2 separate regions of the Homo sapiens genome follow, and region 2 is linked to region 1. A link is an interaction called in ENCODE POLR2A ChIA-PET data of the cell type or tissue named here. Cell type or tissue: Caco-2. All regions are shown on one strand. Links, peaks and the distances in the headings refer to the core of each region. The heading gives the core; the rest is flanking DNA. Region 1 overlaps TMC6 (transmembrane channel like 6). Region 2 holds the start of BIRC5 (baculoviral IAP repeat containing 5).

What was found. Peaks named below come from ENCODE experiments on the same cell type or tissue, not always from the same donor. Only the 100,000 strongest peaks of a DNase experiment are listed, where the experiment ranks them.
Region 2: POLR2A ChIA-PET joins it to region 1 with 10 read pairs; 10 of 35 experiments call an interaction of 5 or more read pairs at or near these places.

Annotation. Positions count from the first base shown.
Region 1 is chr17:78,108,994-78,120,509 of GRCh38, reverse strand. TMC6 (transmembrane channel like 6) reads left to right here. Exons shown (of 20, transcript NM_001127198.5): 14 at 1,118-1,213; 15 at 1,464-1,539; 16 at 2,575-2,708; 17 at 2,866-3,042; 18 at 3,163-3,241; 19 at 6,886-6,962; 20 at 7,299-11,516. The coding sequence ends at 7,362. Among named protein-coding and RNA genes, the nearest start is that of TMC6, 14 kb to the left of the region's middle. RefSeq lists an enhancer at 7,860-7,919. In Caco-2, for the core only: CTCF peaks have their summits at 2,948 (motif pointing left) and 7,695 (motif pointing left); DNase peaks (open chromatin) are centred at 2,941, 4,456 and 7,719.
Region 2 is chr17:78,210,278-78,218,277 of GRCh38, reverse strand. It overlaps BIRC5 (baculoviral IAP repeat containing 5), which reads right to left and starts at 4,025. Exons shown (of 4, transcript NM_001168.3): 1 at 3,851-4,025; 2 at 3,489-3,598; 3 at 1,497-1,614. The coding sequence starts at 3,961. RefSeq lists an enhancer at 3,379-4,280 and a silencer at 6,177-6,380. In Caco-2, for the core only: no CTCF peak of the experiment used is centred there; a DNase peak (open chromatin) is centred at 4,067; H3K4me3 peaks cover 1,643 bases.

The sequences.
Region 1 (11,516 bases), core at 455-8,454:
GAACTCATTTTTAGATTGGAAAGGAAAACAGGTTTCAAAGTGATGTGTATGGCCAGGCATGGTGGCTCATGCCTGTAATCCCAGCACTTTGGGAGGCTGAGGTGAGTGGATCACCTGAGGTCAGGAGTTTGAGACCAGCCTGGCCAGCATGGCAAAACCCCGTCTCTACTAAAAATACAAAAATTAGCAGGGCGTGGTGGCGCACACCAGTAGTCCCAGCTACTCGGGAGGCAGAGGCATGAGAATCGCTTGAACCTGGGAAGCGGAGGTTGTAGTGAGCTGAGATTGCGCCTCTGCACTCCAGCCCGGGCGACAGAGCAAGACTGTGTTGCCAAAAAAAAAAAAAAAAAAAAAAAAGTAACGTGTATATGACACAACCTCAGTCTAGGATACAAAGGAAAAACACACAGCAGGGAACAGACAGCGGAGGAACATTTAAAAAATGTTCCAGGTATTCCGCTGTGGGTTCTGGCACTTCAGCTGTTTTTTTCCTCTTGGTGTTTTCTTCGAGAATATATGAATTTAATAATAATAAAAAATAAGATTAAAAAAATCAGTAGGAGGCCCGGTGTGGTGGCTCACGCCTGTAATCCCAGCACTTTGGGAGGCTGAGGTGGGAGGATCACTTAAGCCCAGGAGTTTGAGACCAGCCTCGGCAACAGAGTGAGACCTTGTCTCTAAAGAAATAAAAATAAAAATAAATAAAAATTAGCTGGGCCTGGTGGTGTGTGCCTGTAGTCCCAGCTACTCAGGAGGCTGAGGTGGGAGGACTGCTTGATCCCAGGAGGTCAAGGCTGCAGTGAGCCACGATTGCGTCACTGTGCTCCAGCCCGGACAACAGAGCCAGACCCTGTTTCAAAAAAGAAAAAATCATTTGGTGCTGGAGCTGATACTGCTTGTTTAACTCCGGGTGTATCCGAACCTACTTAGGATGAGGCTGGTGTGACCAAGCACCTGGTGGGGTCCCCCAGGCTGGTGGCTGTCTCTTCTTGGCATTATCTGTGGAACGGCCAGGATGTCCCCTGGCTGGGGGCGGGGTGCCTCTGGGTGTGGGGACTCAGGCTGGCCTCCCTGGGCATGGCTTTCCCATCTAACGATCCGGGGTCCTCGGAGGCAGGATTATCTCCGAGAAGAAGCTGAAGAGGAGGCGGAAGCCGGAGTTTGACATTGCCCGGAATGTCCTGGAGCTGATTTATGGGCAGACTCTGACCTGGTGAGGGTCCTCTGCTTGCCTCCTACTGTCTGGCCCCTCGGTCAGTGCCCCTTTCCCCCCGGGGGTCCTGTACCTGCCTCCCCCTGGGGCCACAGCCAGGCCCGGCCATGGACCCTGGAGTGATGCAGACCCTAACCCCGGGGACTCAGTTTTGGCCACTGTCACATGCCCTGCCCGTGGTCTGGAACCAGCCTGATCTCGGGGAGGGGAGGGCACTGGAGCAGCCCCTGAACTGCCACCCCCTCCCCAGGCTGGGGGTGCTCTTCTCGCCCCTCCTCCCCGCCGTGCAGATCATCAAGCTGCTGCTCGTCTTCTATGTCAAGAAGGTGAGGCTGCCAAGGCCTGGGGAGGGCTGGGCTGGCAGGGTGGCCGGCAGTGGGGGCAGGACTCAGCTGGGCAGAGCCTGGGACACTAGAACCCTCCCCACCTGAGTGGAGTGGGGCTGGCGGCTCGGGGCTGCCCTGGCCTGTCCCTCCGCCCAAGGGACGGCTGACCCCTCTTGGCATCACTGTCTTCGGCAGGCTGGGAAGCATCGCTGGGTTCAGAGGTCATTAGCAGGTACCTGTGTGCACCTGGCCAGGGGTAGGGCCAGGGCTCTGGGAGACACCAAGCCTTGGGACCTCTGGGTCCCTGGAAAAGTGATGCTGGGCCTCTCTCCGCAACTGGGTCATGCCCAGTGGCTGAGAACTGGGACCTTTCTTCCCATCCTGGCTCCTGTCTTTTTATTTTATTTTATTTTTTGAGACAGAGTCTTGCTTTGTCGCCCAGGCTGGAGTGCAGTGGCGCAATCTCGGCTCACTGCAAGCTCCGCCTCCCAGGTTCACGCCATTCTCCTGCCTCAGCCTCCCGAGTGGCTGGGACTACAGGCGCCCGCCACCACACCCAGCTAATTTTTTTGTATTTTTAGTAGAGATGGGGTTTCACTGTGTTAGCCAGGATGGTCTTGATCTCCTGACCTTGTGATCGCCCACCTCAGCCTCCCAAAGTGCTGGGATTACAGGCATGAGCCACCGCACCTGGCCATCCTGGCTCCTGTCTCGTCTGGCCTTTTGTTTCCTCATCCCTGCAGTGGGGACCATGTTCCAGTGGGGACTGAGGGAGGTGGTGTGTACAGTGTTGTGTGCAGAGCCTGGCATGGCAGCGACCTTCAGCAGATGGAGGTGCTGTTGGCATCACCCGTTTGCGTGCAAGTGACCGGCAGGCTTCTGTCTTCCTCTGTAAATGAGGAGGCTGCAGGGAGCAGGGTCCAGGCTCTGCCTGGACGCACAGCCCTGGTCGCCCTTCCCTCTTGAGCTCCCCCAGGGCTTGGAGGGGTGCTGAGGGGTAGCAGGATGGTGGCAGAGCGCAGCCTTTCCCCACAGACCAGCCTTCTGGCCAACTGCCAGGCGCCGCGCCGGCCCTGGCTGGCCTCACACATGAGCACCGTCTTCCTCACGCTGCTCTGCTTCCCCGCCTTCCTGGGCGCCGCTGTCTTCCTCTGCTACGCCGTCTGGCAGTGAGTGGGGCGGGTGGAGGGAGACCCTTCTGTGTCATCTGGGGGTTGGGTGGTGGTGCCTGGGGGGCCCAAGGCTTAGGGGTGCAGAGGACGGGCTGGGAGGGAGCCGGGTGAACTGTTGCTCGGGGTGAGGGTTCCTGGTCGGCATCTTCCCCAGGGTGAAGCCCTCGAGCACCTGCGGCCCCTTCCGGACCCTGGACACCATGTACGAGGCCGGCAGGGTGTGGGTGCGCCACCTGGAGGCGGCAGGCCCCAGGGTCTCCTGGCTGCCCTGGGTGCACCGGTACCTGATGGAAAACACCTTCTTTGTCTTCCTGGTGTCAGCCCTGCTGCTGTGAGTCCCGCAGGTGGGGGCGGCCCTGGGGAGATGGCCCTCGCTGGGCCTGCACCGTGTGGGGACTGGCCGCTCCCGGGCTGTGGCCCTGGGCCCTGCCCGACAGCCCCTCTCCCGCAGGGCCGTGATCTACCTCAACATCCAGGTGGTGCGGGGCCAGCGCAAGGTCATCTGCCTGCTCAAGGAGCAGATCAGCAATGTGAGTGCCCCTCCTGGGCTGCTCTCAGCCCCCACCCTCTCAGGTCACCTGAGGGTGACGCTCCCCTCCACTCCCCTGTACATCTCCTGTGGGCCTTGGCTGGTGAAAGGGTTTGTTTGCCAAACAAGTGACCCTGATCAATACGTGCACTTCAGATCAAGTGACGAAGTAGCCGTGAGACAGAGCCAGGCTCCTGATCCCCAAGGACCCGCAGGGCCCCACTGGGACCAGGGCTCTGGGGGGTGGGGTGTGATTTCAGCCCCCGGGTGTGGCCCCGCTGAGGGTTTAGACAGTCTCTGTGAGGATTTTTGGGTCCCTATGGACTCTTCACTCATTTTACAAACAGGTGGATTAAGGTTGAGAGTTAGGACTTAAAACTTTTTTTTTTGGAGACGGAGTCTCGCTCTGTCACCCAGGCTGGAGTGCAGTGGCACAGTCTCAGCTGACTGCAACCTCTGCCTCCTGGGTTCAAGCAACTGTCTTGCCTCAGCCTCCCGAGTAGCTGGGAGTACAGGGCCTGCCGCCACTCCGGCTACTTTTTTGTGTTTTTCGTACAGATGCAGTTTCACTGTGTTGCCCAGGCTGGTCTCGAGCTCCTGAGGCAATCCACCCACCTTGGCCTCCCAAAGTGCTAGGATTATAGGCATGAGCCACCGTGCCTGGCCAAAACATTTTTATGAAGAAAACAATGTTTGACCGGGTGTGGTGGGGCTCATGCCTATAGTCCCAATGCTTTGGGAGGCCAAGGTGGGAGAATGGCTGGAGCCCAGGAGTTCGAGACCAGCCTGGGCAACAGAGTGAAACCTCGTCTCTATAAAAATTTTAAAAGTTAGCTGGGTGTGGTGGTGTGCACCTGTAGTCCCAGCTACTTGGGAGGCTGAGGGAGGAGATTGCTTGAGCCCAGGTTGAGGCTGCAGTGAGCTATGATTGTGCCACTGCGCTCCAGCCTGGGTGACAGTGAAACTCTGTCTCATAAAAAAAAAAAAAAAAAAGCCTGGGCATGGGGGCTCAGGCCTCTAATCCCAGCACTTTGGGAGGCCGAGGTGAGCAGATCACTTGAGGTCAGGAGGTCGAGACCAGCCTGACCATCATGGCAAAACCCCGTCTCTACTAAAAGTACAAAAATCAGCTGGGCGTGGTGGCGTCCACCTGTACCAGCTACTCAGGAGGCGGAGGCAGGAGAATCAGCCCAGATTGCGCCACTGCACTCCAGCCCGGGCGACAGAGCGAGTTGCTGAGGCCCTCATGCTGTGTCATGGGAGTGAGTTGCAGAAGGGGGTCGGACCCCATACCGGAGAGGCAGCCCCCAGGAGTACTGTCCACCCGGCAGCTGGTCCCTGTGCCCACTCCCTTCGCCCCTGTGCCCACTCCCTTCGCCCCTGTGCCCACTCCCTTCGCCCCTGTGCCCACTCCCTTCGCCCCTGTGCCCACTCCCTTCGCCCCTGTGCCCACTCCCTTCGCCCCTGTGCCCACTCCCTTCGCCCCTGTGCCCACTCCCTTCGCCCCTGTGCCCACTCCCTTCGCCCCTGTGCCCACTCCCTTCGCCCCTGTGCCCACTCCCTTCGCCCCTGTGCCCACTCCCTTCGCCCCTGTGCCCACTCCCTTCGCCCCTGTGCCCACTCCCTTCGCCCCTGTGCCCACTCCCTTCGCTCCTCTCTGCCCAGGAGGACCTCCTTGCCCACTGGGCACCCACCAAGTTGGAGACAAGGCACTTTCCCCCCGGGCTACCCAGCCTGGCCTCCTCCCCGAGGCCCCTCCCCTGGGGAACGGCCCCCCGTGAAGCAGGTCCTGTGGCTTTTCCAGGCTTGCGTCCTGCTGCTGGGCTCTGCCCTCCCCCTAGGGCTCCCCATCCCCTCCCATTGCCATTTGTCCTCCTGCAGGTTTTCACTCTGGGGCTGGTGAGTGCCAGTGTCCTTAGGCATGCTCCACACCAGGGCTAGGGGGGCGCTTGTGGGGATCAGCGGCTGGCGTCTGCCAAGGCGAGGGCAGGGCGGGGTGCAGCCAGTGGGCCTCGGCAGCCATGTGACCCTGCTGCTGGCTAGTTGGTGCCAGGATCCAGGGCTCCAGGCAGCTCGTCCCAGCTCGTCCCAAGCACTCATGGGACGGCTCCCACATTGCTTGGGTTGTAAACACTGTAGTACACACTGTCCCATCTCCTGCCTTTCCCGTTTCACCACATAGAGCTGAAAGCCTGGCATCTCGGCTGCGGTGGTTGTCTGGCTGTAGATATTGGAAGTGGGGAATGGCTCCTGCCCTACTGGGTGGCATTTCAGAGCCCCCAGGGGCCAGGTAGGGCCAGGTGGGTCCGGGCGGGGAATGCAGAGTGGTGCTGGGAGAATCCCAGCTCTACCCACCGTTGCTCTGGGATGGGAAGGACCTTTCTCCAGGCGGATGCTGGCTGTGGTGTCTACCCAAGGCCGAGCTCTGACCCGTCTTTGGGGCTGTCGGTCTGAGTTTTCCCCGTGCAGGTCGGCATGGCTCAAGTGCACAGCCCCTCCATACTCATCAGCAACTCGATAGAAGCTACTTAGGTTGTTGCTTAAGGGGCCCATGGTCTCTCCTTGAAGGTATTCTAAGTGGTCCTCCTAGGCTGAGCCAGGTTGCCAGGTGCCCAGAGCCAATCCGTGTGGCTCTTGACAGAACTCCTGTTCTCTGTGTGAAGCTCCGGGCGGGGAATCCCGGTCTGACCCAGGCACTGATGATCAGTGTTTCGGTGCACCAGATCCTTTGCTAAGTGCCCCCTCTGCTTGTCACATTTCATTGTCGAAAGAGCCCTGGGTCAGTCCAGTACTGGCCCCAAAGATGTCCCCGTCCTAAGACTGGATGGAGCCTGTGAATACGTTACGTTGCGTGGCTGGGGAATTACGATTGCAGGTAGAATTAAAGTTGCCAGTCAGCTGACTTTGGATAGGAGATGGCCCTAGATTATCGTGGTGGCCCAGCGTGATCTCAGGGTCCTTAGAGGTGAAAAACAGAGGCCGGAGTGTCAGGGTCAGAGTGGTGCCACGTGAGCAGGACTTGAGCAGCCACTGCTGGCTTTGAAGTGGAGGAAAGGGCTGAGAGCCAGGGGCCTCTAGAAGTTGGAAAAGGCGAGGAAGAGGATTCTCCCCCGAAGCCTCCGGGAGGAATGTAGCCCTGATCATGCTTGACTGGAGCCCAGTGAGACTCATTTTGGACTTCTCACTTCCAGAACTGAAAGTTGAGAAACCGGTGGTGTTTTAAGCCACGAAGTTGATGACAGTTCGTTACGACAGCAGCAGGAAACTAATGTAAACCCTGTGCCTTGTGTTATTATCCCCCTTTACAGATGCTGCCACTGAGGTCACAGAGTTAGTAACCCAAGGCAGAGCCAGTACGTGGCAGGGCTGGTTTTAAATTGAGTCAGGCTGGCTCTGGGCTGCTGATTACATTTCCCTTTTCACTTTGGCCACTAGGAAGCTTAGATCCACACATACGCCCACTTCCTGGCTCTTGGTTTTTCCTTGTCCTTGTTTGGTGGCCCTTTCACCTTTTCTTTTATGTTTTTGCTGCTTGCGATGTTGAATACACCTCGTGAGTTTTCCCTCAAATGCAGTTTGGAACAGGATGGCTCTGGATGGGCTGATGGATGATTTCTCCTCCCCTTTGTGTTCTGGCCTTTCTAGGAGGGTGAGGACAAAATCTTCTTAATCAACAAGCTTCACTCCATCTACGAGAGGAAGGAGAGGGAGGAGAGGAGCAGGTGAGGGTCCGTGGAGGGATTGGGGACACTCTGAGCCTGGAGGGGAGAGGGGCCAGGGCTGGACAGTAGGGCTGCCACTGGGGCTACACCACGACATTGCTGACACTTGACCGCTTTTGACCTACAAAAATCTCCCCCCCGGCGCCCACCTTCACTCTCTCTAGAGCCTTCTCTGGCCTCCGGAGCCTGGCCATTTTGACAGGGACCTAAAATACATCTCAGGAGAAAGGCTGTGGGGCGTCTGGCCTGTCCCTCGCCGGGCCTTGGCTGCGCCCAGCCAGGTTGCAGGGATGTTGATGTTTATGGGGTCCCCTCAGTGATGTCTCTTTCTGGCAGGGTTGGGACAACCGAGGAGGCTGCGGCACCCCCTGCCCTGCTCACAGATGAACAGGATGCCTAGGGGGACGGCGATGGGCCTCACGGGCCCGCCCAGCACCCTGAGACCACACTGTTGCCTCCCAGTGACCCTGCTGGGACACCAGGACAAGGAAGACAGTTTCGCCTCTCGAAAGCCGCAGCTGCGCCTAGGCTGGAGCTGGAAGGGTGGGTGAATCCGGCTTGGGCATCCCCAATGAACTCTGCCCTGCCTGGGACTCTATTTATTCTGATTAAAGGGGTTTTGCAAATGGGCTTGTCCCTTGGGGCTCTGTGTCTGTGACCACACCCGGGGCCTGCTTCCCGCTGCCCTGGGGCCACCTCCAGGCGCAGGTCTGGGTCCTGGGAACCTCAGCTGGAGTGGGGGCGCCCTCTGCTGGCCAAGCCCCAGATGGCAGGGGCTGGACCGCGCCAGGGCTTGATTCGCTTGCTGCCTTTGACCAGCCTGAACTCGCGCCCAGGAGGGGCTTACACCTGCACAAGTGAGCCGAGCAGGCACGGATTGTGACCAGAGCGATGCGTCAACCATTGGGTGATGCTGTAGCATCTACTGGAGCAGGAGACAAATTTAGAGAGGGACTTGGAGGGGAGACATATCAGTTGCAAATGAGTTGTGGGGACAGTTGCCTCCCAGGCATAGGTAACCAGCACCTGTGCTTGGAGGCGAACAGGGCTTGGTGAGGTGGGGCTGGCCCCCTGCTTCTGGCTGCCAGCAGCTGGCTGGGGGGTGGTGATCCTGGGTCTGACTGGGCTGAGTTTGAGGAGCCCGTGGGATACCGAAAACCGTAGGCTGTGGGGGGTGGGCACAGGGATTCGGGGACCAGCCCGTCATGACCCCGTGCTCCAGGTCTGCAGGGACCAGCCCATGACAGCCCAGGGCTCCAGGTCTGCGGGGACCAGCCCATCACAGCCCAGGGCTCCAGGCCTGCGGGGACCAGCCCGTCAGCCTCAGTTCTCCAGGCCTGCGGGGACCAGCCCGTCATGACCCCAGTGCTCCAGGTCTGTGGGGACCAGCCCGTCAGCCTGTGCTCCAGGCCTGCAGGAACCAGCCCGTCAGCCTCAGTGCTCCAGGCCTGCGGGGACCAGCCCGTCAGCCTGTGCTCCAGGCCTGCGGGGACCAGCCCGTCATGACCCCAGTGCTCCAGGTCTGTGGGGACCAGCCCGTCAGCCTGTGCTCCAGGCCTGCGGGAACCAGCCCGTCATGACCCCAGTGCTCCAGGCCTGCGGGGACCAGCCCGTCATGACCCCAGTGCTCCAGGTCTGTGGGGACCAGCCCGTCACGGCGCAGGGTTCCAGGCTTGTGGGGACCAGCCTGTCACAGCCCAGGGCTCCAGGCCTGCAGGAGCTGCGCTTGGGATTGGGGGAATGAACCCAGGTGGGGAAATGGTCAAAGAGCGATGGGCCCAGAAAAGGGTCAGACCCAGATGGAGATGCCACTGGCTGCTAGCAGACCCCCACGCTGGGTCTAGCCCACCCAATCCCATGGGGATGCTCCTGTGCTCTGCAGACATCTGGGTGCTGCCACAGGGGCCCGACAGAGTTGGCATCTGGGTGGATCTGAGCCAAGTGGTGCTTCTGGGCCTCAGCAAGTAGCTGGTGCTGATTCTGGGCAGCCAACTGTGGCAGCATCTTCAGGTGCGAGTGCTGCTGGGTGAAGCTGCGTGGGCAGTCCAGAAAGTGACGTGACAGTCCACAGGGACCGACGTAGGGTTTCCAGCCCCTATCTGTGCAGATGCTGTCCTCCAAACCATCACGGTCCCTCTCTGGCTGGGGACGTGCGCCTGCCACTGCTGGCTTGCCAGCATGATCATTGGTTGTGACCTGTTGAGCCCATCTTGCCAGCCTCACAAAGGACAGTACTAGCTGCTTATGACAGGAAAGTGGAAGAACTTGGCCTGGATATTTCTGGAGAATTACCGTGTGTGCTAGTCAGTCTTTCGTGTCAACCAGGCCAGGCTGTGGGGCCCAGTGATCTCATCGAGAGGGGCCGAGGTGTTGCTGTGATCGTGTGCTGCTGGAATGTGGTGAACACCTACAGTCGATTTCACCTAAAGATCATCCTTGAGAATGTGGGTGGGCCTCATCCTATCAGCTGAAAGCTTTAAGAGCAAAACCCGAGGTGTCCCAGAGAGGGAATTCTGCCTTGAGACGGCGGCTTCCCACTCCCACTGGATGTCCAGCCCGCGGCCCCACGGCTGGGTGAGCCCGTCCTCTCCTCGTTTCTGTCTCCGGACCCACCGTGTGGCCCCAGACCCTCCAGTGAGGACCTCCCGTATTTCTTCAGAGCAGCCCTTGCGTGCTGGAGGCCTGGGCTTCAGTGTGTCCCTGGGTGCCCTGGGGCATGTTCTGTGACCTCCCAGCTCCTCGCCTCATGGGGCCGCTGTATCAAGTGACACAGTTTGTGTGCTGCGTACCATGCCTGGCACCCATTTGAGGTGTTGCAAGGAGGCCATGTTTGCTCGATGAGAGCAGCCTAAGATCTACAAACTGTTGTTCGAGTGGATGGGAACTTGATGCTATTTTCAGGCTGAATGACAAGACTCCGCGATGCTTCTCGGCCTGGGCTGCACAACGGAATCTACCAGGGAGGTTTTAAAAACACTGGTACTTGCTGGAGGTGGTGGCGCCTGTCTGTAATTGCAGCTGCTCCAGAGGCTGAGGCGGAGGATTGCTTGAGCCCAAGAGTTTCGGTTTATTTGCTTTTTCAGAGTCTTGCTCTTGCCCAGGCTGGAGTGCAGTTCCATGATCTCGGCTCACTGCCTCAGCCTCCCAAGTAGCTGGGATTACAGGTGCATACAACCAGGCCTGGCTGATCTTCGTATTTTTAGTAGAGATGGGGTTTCACCATGATGGTCAGGCTGGTCAAGATCTCCTGACCTCAAGTGATCTGCCCGCCTCGGCCTCCCAAAGTGCTGGGATTACAGACATGAACCACAACACCTGCCGAGCCCAGGTGTTTTGAATCCAGCACGGGCAATGGCAAGACCCTGTCCCAACAAACAAAAAAACACTGGTGCCTGAGGCCCACCCCGAGAGATTCTGATTGAGTTGATTTGGATTTGAATTATCTTTAAAATTTTGGATGTGAATTTTTTTTTTTTTTCTTGGAATGGAGTTTCACTCTTGTTCCCCAGGCTGGAGTGCAACGGGACGATCTTGGCTCACCGCAACCTCCGCCTACTGGGTTCAAGCCATTCTCCTGCCTCAGCTTCCCAAGTAGCTGGGATTACAGGCATGTGCTACCATGCCCAGCTAATTTTGTATTTTTAGTAGAGACAGGGTTTCTCCATGTTGCTCAGGCTGGTCTTGAACTCCTGACCTCAGGTGATCCGCCCGCCTCGGACTCCCAAAGTGCTGGGATTACAGGCATGAGCCACCATGCCTGGCCGGATGTGAATTATCTTAAAAATTTTCAGGTAATTCTAATGGGCCAAGGTTGAGAACCCCTGCTCTGGGCCCATCCGAGCACCAGGCTGTCACAAACGCATGCATGCACTCACGCCCGTGGGCTTGGGGGGCTTCGGAAATGTGCTTCTGCTTTTTTGAGATGGGGTCTTTCTGTTGCCCATCCCGGAGCACAGTGGCACGATCACAGCTCACTGCAGCCTCGACCTCCTGGGCTCAGGTGATCCTCCCGCCTCAGCCTCCTGAGTGTCTGCTTCTGGTTTTCATGATGACCTGGGGCCCAGGCATACTACACTTGTGCTGTTCAGGGGCCAGTCCTGCACCAGGAGCCCATCAGCCACAGCTCCGCCGAGAAGCACTGATATGCAGAGCTAAGCAGCTTTGTTTCCACGTGGATCCTGCGTAGGTTTTCTTGGTCCATCCGTAGACACCGCACTCCTGCAGAGGATCTTCTCGGGATGCCCCACTGTCTCTGTTTTCCCTCTTCACTGAACACTCAGTCGGGGCTCGCCATGATGCCTCTGTGTCTGCTGGCTTCTCCCCCATTGGAACAGCCTTCTTGGCACGCCACACTGCTAGCTGCTGGGCACTGTGCTTTCTGCCTTTACCGTTCTGCCGTGATGTTGCCAAAATAGCAGCAACAACAACAACAACAAAGGCTGGGCACCTGGCTCATGCCTGTATTCCCAGCAGTTCGAGATCAGCCTGGGCAACATGGTGAGACCCTATCTCTACAAAAATAAAAAATGAAATGAGCTGGGTGGGGTGGCGCAT
Region 2 (8,000 bases), core at 1-8,000, 98 kb before region 1:
AAATAAATAAAGCCCAGTTACATTTCAACTTCAGATAAATGACTAAGTTTCTAGTAAATACTGACACAAAATGTGGGATTTACTTATACCGGTATATACTTATACCGGCCACACTCCAGGAGCTTTAAAATCACACAGACATCCTAGGGGCTTTAAAAATGATTCCTAGCTGGGCACGGTGGCTCATGCCTGTAATCTCAGCACTTTGGGAGGCCCAGGCAAAAGGATCCCTTGAGCTCAGGAGTTCAAGACCAGCCTGGACAACACAGGGAACCCTCATCTCTATGAAAATAAATAAATAAATAAATAAATAAATAAATAAGGTGGGCATGGTGGGGTGCGCCTGTAGTCCCAATTACTTGGGAGGATGAGGTGGGAGGATCACTTGAGCTCAGGAGTTCGAGGCTGCAGTGAGCTATGGTGTACCACTGCACTGCAGCCCAGGTGACAGAGTGAGTCCCTGTCTCAAAAAAATAAAAATAGCCGGGTGTGGTGGCTCACACCTGTAATCCCAGCACTTTGGGAGGCCGAGGCAGGCAGATCACGAGGTCAGGAGATCGAGACCCTCCTGGCTAACACGGTGAAAACCCGTCTCTACTAAAAATACAAAAAAATTAGCCGGGTGTGGTGGCGGGCGCCTGTAGTCCCAGCTACTCGGGAGGCTGAGGCAGGAGAATGGCTTGAACCTGGGGGGCGGAGCTTGCAGTGAGCCGAGATCCCGTCGCTGCACTCTAGCCTGGGCGACAGAGCAAGACTCCATCTCAAATAAATAAATAAATTTAAAAATAAAAATACTTCCTGAGGCCAGGTGTGGTGGCTCACACCTATAATCTCAGCACTTTGGGAGGCTGAGGCGGGTGGATCACCTGAGGTCAGGAGTTCAAGACCAGCCTGGCCAACATGGTGAAACCTCGTCTCTACCAAAAATACAAAAATTACCTGGGTGTGGTGGCACATGCCTGTAATCTCGGCTACTTGGGAGGCTGAAGCAGGCAAATCACTTGAGCCCAGGAGGCGGAGGTTGCAGTGATCCGAGATCAGGCCACCCCACTCCAGCCTGGGTAACAGAGTGAAACTGTGTCTCAGAACAAAAAAAAAAAAGCCAGGCGTGGTGGTTCACGCCTGTAATCCCAGCACTTTGGGAGGCCAAGGTGGGCGAATCACGAGGTCAGGAGTTCAAGACCAGCCTGGGCAATGTGGTGAAACCCCATCTCTACTAAAAATACAAAAATTAGCTGGGTGTGGTGGCACTTCCCTGTAATCCCAGTTACTTGGGAGGCTGAGGCAGGAGAATCACTTGAACCCGAGAGGCAGAGGTTGCAGTGAGCCAAGATTGCACCATTGCACTCCAGCCTGGGCAACAAGAGTGAAACTCTATCTCAGAAAAAAAAAAAAAATGCTTCCTGAGGAAAACACAGAGTCCCTTTGAGGGACTAGGTAGTTTAGTGCTAAAGACATTGAACAGGGTTTGAGCAGTTCTTATTCCCAATACATACAATTTTGTTCTTGGCTCTTTCTCTGTCCAGTTTCAAAAATTCACCAAGGGTTAATTCTTCAAACTGCTTCTTGACAGAAAGGAAAGCGCAACCGGACGAATGCTTTTTATGTTCCTCTCTAGAAAAATCAAAACAACAGCGGAAAGGCAGCTGAAGGGATTAAAGCGGCAGTCCACTCCCCACGGGCCACCTCCCCACGCCCTCCACAGGCACACCCTGCTCTGCCTCAGGAGTAAGACGTCAAGTCTGAAGTTGATGGCATCAGTGCTTTGCCCAAGCCACATTCCCATATGGCACCTCTTAGCACCTTCTCTCTCCCTGTGGACATCTCCCCCCACATCTGTGTGGCTAATGTATCTATTTTATCTGGACTTCCTTAGCAATTAGTTGGAAAAGTGTTACATGGTATATGTCCAAAGGAATTACATGTCAAATCCCTCCAACATTCTCAAGGAACTGTTTGAAGTAATTTCATTTCACTGGAATTGTTATGTAATCCACTGTAAAGATTTTTTTCTTTTTTTTTTTTTTTTGAGACGGAGTCTCATTCTGTCGCCCAGGCTGGAGTGCAGTGGTGCAATCTCGGCTCACTGCAAGCTCCGCCTCCTGGGTTCACGCCATTCTCCTGCCTCAGCCTCCCGAGTAGCTGGGACTACAGGCGCCCACCACCACGCCCGGCTAATTTTTTGTATTTTTAGTGGAGACGGGGTTTCACCGTATTAGCCAAGATGGTCTCGATCTCCTGACCTCGTGATCCGCCCGCCTCGGCCTCCCAAAGTGCTGGTATTACAGGCGTAAGCCACCGTGCCCGGCCCACTGTAAGGATTAAGGGCAGAGAAGGGCATTATTGCCCCGGGTTCCCCAAGGGACCCCCTAGCTCACACTCTCATTTTCTGCTAGGGGAGTCTCCCTGTATAACTGACTATCACCGTTACCAGAACTGCATTACAATGAAAACATGGCCACACAAAGTCCAAAAAGACAGCCAGTTGTAACTCTAATCTGAAAATATCATAACACTTATTCATTTTCAAGAAGAATACCACTGATCTTTTCCCAGTGATTACGGGGATGCAGTATAACCACCATAGCAAACATACTAAGAAAAAAAACAGCTACTCTCTTCTGGCCAAAAAGAAAAACAACTGGGGTGATTCTCCAGGGGAAAAAAATTAAAGCTGTGGAAGCAACTGAATCCGACAGAAAAAAAGGTGAGAAAAGAATATGGCATTACAGTGTGGAAAGACAGATACCATCCGAGTACAGAATTTCATTGTCATTAACTAGGCATCTTGAAGAAAAAAATCCAGAACAACACTGAAGTATATGCTTTCTTTCTTTTTTTTTTTTCAATTTTTTATTTTTATGACGGAGTCTCGCTCTGTCGCCGAGGCTGGAGTGCATTGGCACAATCTCGGCTCACTGCAACCTCCGCCTCCCAGGTTCAAGCGATTCTCCTGCCTTAGCCTCCCGAGTAGCTGGGATTACGGGCGTGCGCTACCATGCCCGGCTAATTTTTGTATTTTTAGTAGAGACGGGGTTTCGCCAAGTTGGCCAGGCAGGTCTTGAACTCCTGACCTCAGGTGATCCGCCCGCCTCAGCCTCCGAAAGTGTGAAGTGCACACTTTCAAAGGGTAATTTTTGTGCTGTGTAGGTTATATTTCAATTAAACTGTTTTTTAAAAAATCTCAAAAAAAGCACTTGGACGTTCCTGGGAGTTCACAACAACAGGGTCTGCTGATGTATTCTGTTGAACATGAAAGGCATCAGGCATCTTACGTCCACCCCAAGGCATTTTGGTCAAATGAGATTTAATTAGGTTGTAAGCATCACCAAGGCACCAGCATATAGAGAGGTATCCGTTCACAACAGCTGTTTAAGAAGCAATGAGGGTGGAAAGCAACCCTCCCATACTAAGTGTCTTTGCAACTCAAATCTTTTGACAACTCAGTTCAAAACAAAGCCCATCGAGGCTGGCCAGAGAAGACTTACATGGGGTCGTCATCTGGCTCCCAGCCTTCCAGCTCCTTGAAGCAGAAGAAACACTGGGCCAAGTCTGGCTCGTTCTCAGTGGGGCAGTGGATGAAGCCAGCCTCGGCCATCTGCAAGGGACAGCACAGCTCGTGAGTGGACGTGGCAGCCCGGAACCCCGAGGCCCAGCCACAAAGGCCTCGATGGGGACAAAGCAGGGAGGGGAGGCCGGCCTGGACCCAAGGGGCCCAGCCACAGTGGCCTCGCTGGGGACAGGACGGGGAGGGGAGGGCGGCTTGTACCCCCGAGGCCCAGTCACAGTGGCCTCGCTAGGGACAGGGCAAGGCGGGCGTGGGGGACCCCAGGAGGCCGGGCAGTCTCACCCGCTCCGGGGTGCAGGCGCAGCCCTCCAAGAAGGGCCAGTTCTTGAATGTAGAGATGCGGTGGTCCTTGAGAAAGGGCTGCCAGGCAGGGGGCAACGTCGGGGCACCCATGCCGCCGCCGCCACCTCTGCCAACGGGTCCCGCGATTCAAATCTGGCGGTTAATGGCGCGCCGCGGGGCATGTCGGGAGCGCACGCCCTCTTAGGCGGTCCACCCCCCGCGGCCTTCTGGGAGTAGAGGCGGGGCGGCGCGGGGTGTGCCGGGAGTTGTAGTCCTCCCGCCGCGTGGCTCTGCCCGTGGTCGCGGTGCACCCAGCGACGCCGCGCCAGCTCGTCCCTGCCCACACCTAGCGCCCCCTCGACTGCTTTCAAAGAACGCGTGCAGGCCGGGTGCAGTGGCTCACGCCTGTAATCCCAACACTTTGAGAGGCCTAGGCAGGAGCATCACTTGAGTCCTGGAGTTCAAGACCAGCCTGGCCATCACGGTGAAACCTTGTCTCTACTAAAAATACAAAAATTAGCTGGGCGTGGTGGTGCATGCCTGTAATCCCAACTACTCGGGAGGCTGAGGCAGGAGAATCGCTTGAACCCGGGAGGCAGAGGGTGCAGTGAGCTGAGATTGTGCCATTGCACTCCAGCCTAGGCAACAAGAGCAAAACTCAGTCTAAAAAAAAAAAAAAAGTCAGACAGGAGAGCTTTACAGGGTGCCACCTCTGCAAAAAGCATCTACTCCAGACGGGCATGAAGGACAAATGAACAGGGGAGGGATGGAGTGCAGCAGACATCGCTGTCCCGGCGAGTACATCGTTGACTGCACGACCTGGGTTTCCAGGAGGGCCACCTTCTGGAGTCAGGGGCCAGGGACTGGGCCACTACCGTGATAAGAAGACAAGGGAGCTGGGGAAAGCCCAGTGGAGGGTGGGGGCCTGTGCTCAGGGCAAACTCCTCCTTTCCCTTCGCAAAGCAGGGCGTCCCACCAACAGTAAGTCCTGCAGCCTATTAAAAAAAAAATCAGTGTGTCCTCTGCTTTGGAACAGGGTGTTCTGGAGTCACTTCTGGAGCTGGGCATCACATCCACTCACTTCTCTGGTTCTATGGCCAGAGATAAGAGGCCTGGCCTTATTAGCCCTCCAGCCCCACGCAGGCCTGGTGCCTCCACTGTCTTTTTCATTTTGGGGTTTATTTATTTATTTATTTATTTTTGCAACCTCTCCCCACCCCTCCCACCCCGCCCCCATTCTTTAATACAGTAACTTTTTATTTTGATGTTTATTTATTTATTTGAAACTGAGTCTCGCTCTATCGCCCAGGCTGGAGTGCAGTGGCATGATCTCAGCTCACTGCAACCTCCTCCCCGCCACGGGTTCAAGCGATTCTCCTGCCTCAGCCTCCCGAGTAGCTGAGATTAAAGGCATGCACCACCACACCAGGCTAATTTTTGTATTTTTAGTAGAGATGGGGTTTCACCATGTTTGCCAGGCTGGTCTCAAACTCCTGACCTCAAGTGATCTGCCTGCCTCGGCCTCCCAAAGTGCTGGGATTACAGATGTGAGCCACTGCGCCCGGCCCGATGTCAATTTAAATAAAAGATAATTGCAAGAATAGTACAAAGAATACTCATATACCCTTCACCCAGATTTTCTGTTTATGTTTTGCCTGTTTCCTTTAACATTCACTCTCTGCTTCTTCCTCCCTTTCTCTCCTCCTCTCCCTCTCTTACCCCTTCCCTCTCTCTACTCCCCGCTCTCTCTCTGTCTCCTGTTTTCCTTTCTCTCTCCCTCTCCCCAACCTACTTTCTCTCCCCTAGTCTCTCTCCCCTCATATATGTGAACACACACACATCCCTGTATGTGTATATATCACATGCATGTATATGTATGTATATGGGTGGTTTACCTGAACCGTTTGTAAGTTGAAGGCATTACCATACTACCCCGAAATACTTCATTCTCTTACACAACCACAACACAATCATCAAAATCAGGAAACTTAACTTCGCTGCAGTTATCAAATCCAGTTGACTTTGGCAGGTCGCCCCTGGGTCCTGCTGATTGGCTCGCTAACCGGGCCCTGGCACCACCATGGCCTCTGCTGGGGTGGCCCCCAGGCACAGACCAAGGACGCACCACCTCCACTGGCAACCGCAGCAGTTGCCTGCCCTCAGGAGGGAGGAAAGGAACAACTCCTTTTCACTTTTTTTTTTTTTTTTTGAGACAGAGTCTTGCTCTGTCGCCAGGCTGGAGTGCAGTGCAGTGGCACAATCTTGGCTCACTGCAACCTCCATCTCCTGGGTTCCAGCAATTCTCTGCCTCAGCCCCCCCAGTAGCTGGGATTACATGCGCCCGCCACCATGCCCGGCTAATTTTTTTGTATTTTTAGTAGAGACGGGGTTTCACCATCTTGGCCAGGCTGGTATTGAACTCCTGACCTCGTGATCCACCCGCCTCAGCCTCCCAAAGTGCTGGGATTACAGGCATAAGCCAGCATGCCCGGCCTAACTCCTTTTCACTTCTGCACACAATGTCATCAAATGCATGGACAAGGACAGCCCAGGTGTCCACCTGGACCTGAACACCCTCAAAACCGAGTTCCAGGAGCTTCAAAAGCTCATGGGCACCGGGCCCCCAGCATCCTCCCGAGCCCGAGCAGCAGCTGCAGCCCCACAGCATCCAGGTGTAAGTTAGGACCAGAAGGGGCTTCTACAAAAGTGCCAGAGTCTCTGCACATTTGAAATCCCTGAGAAGCAGAGTGAGGCTGACTTCAGGAATGGCTGAGAAAGACGGGGGGAAGCAGTGGCCTGTGTGCCCCGACCCCCACACAGTCCCTCGGGGTGTGGTCCCTTTGGACCCCAGCTCTGATTTCAAGCTGCCTGGGGTGGGGCTGCTGTGCTGTGCCCAGCTTGAATATATCCGCATGTCTAGACGCATAACTTGAGTGCCTGAAGGCAGGAGTCAGGATGGTCCTGGAGGCTGGGGAGTGGGTGGAGGATCCTCCCCTGTCTCTGGGAAGGGGGCCATCTGCAGCGAGCCTGGGCCCCATCGGCACATCTGAAGGTGCACCAGGAAAGGAGGGGGCTATTCTTTGCTTCCTTGCCCTCTCTTCTCCCACCCCGAGGTACGATCAGTGCGTACCAAGTACATATCATTCCTGCGATCAGCAGGTGCATGAAATATTTGCATAGCATTCACTGGACAAATTAGGCCTGCGGTGTGGACTTAATATGACAAGAGAAGGCTGTGAGAGAACGAACATAGTTTTTGAAAGGGCAGAGGGGTCAGGCTGGGCACGGTGGCTCACGCCTGTAATCCCAGGACTTTGGGAGGCTGAGGTGGGCAGATCACAAGGTCAGGAGTTCGAGACCAGCCTGGCCAATATGGTGAAACCCTGTCTCTACTAAAAATACAAAAATTAGCCAGGCGTGGTGGTGCGCGCCTGCAGTCCCAGCTACTCAGGAGGCTGAGGCAGGAGAATCGCTTGAACCCTGGAGGTGGAGGTTGCAGTGAGCCAAGATTGCGCCACTGCACTCCAGCCTGGGCAACAAGAGTGAAACTCTGTCTCGGAAAAAAAAAAAAGAAAGAAAAAAGAGCCAGGCGCGGTGGCTCACGCCTGTAATCCCAGCACTTTGGGAGGCCGAGGCGGGCGGATCACAAGGTCAGGAGATCGAGACCGTCCTGGCTAACACGGTGAAACCCCATCTCTACTAAAAAATACAAAAAAATAGCCGGGTGTGGTGGCAGGCGCCTGTAGTCCCAGCTGCTCGGGAGGTTGAGGCAGGAGAATGGCGTGATCCCGGGAGGCAGAGCTTGCAGTGAGCCGAGATCACGCCACTGCACTCCAGCCTGGGCGATAGAGCAAGACTCTGTCTCAAAAAAAAAAAAAAAAAAAGAAAGAAAGAAAAAGAAAAAAAGAAAAGGCAGAAAGGCAGAAGAGTCTTTTCCTCCCACAATAGTTGGGTTCCTTTTATGTTTGAGCCCCAGTGAACTGTATCCGTGGGGGTGTCAGCCCCGAGCCCGCTGCGCAGCCCCTGTCTCCTGGGTCCCCACCTCCTTTCTCCTTACCTTCAGCTCACCCCCTCCAACTCCTGCCACCTTTGGAGAGTGACCAAGCCTCTTCCCATCTGCAGTGCTTCCCGATGCTGGCAGGTGCTGTCC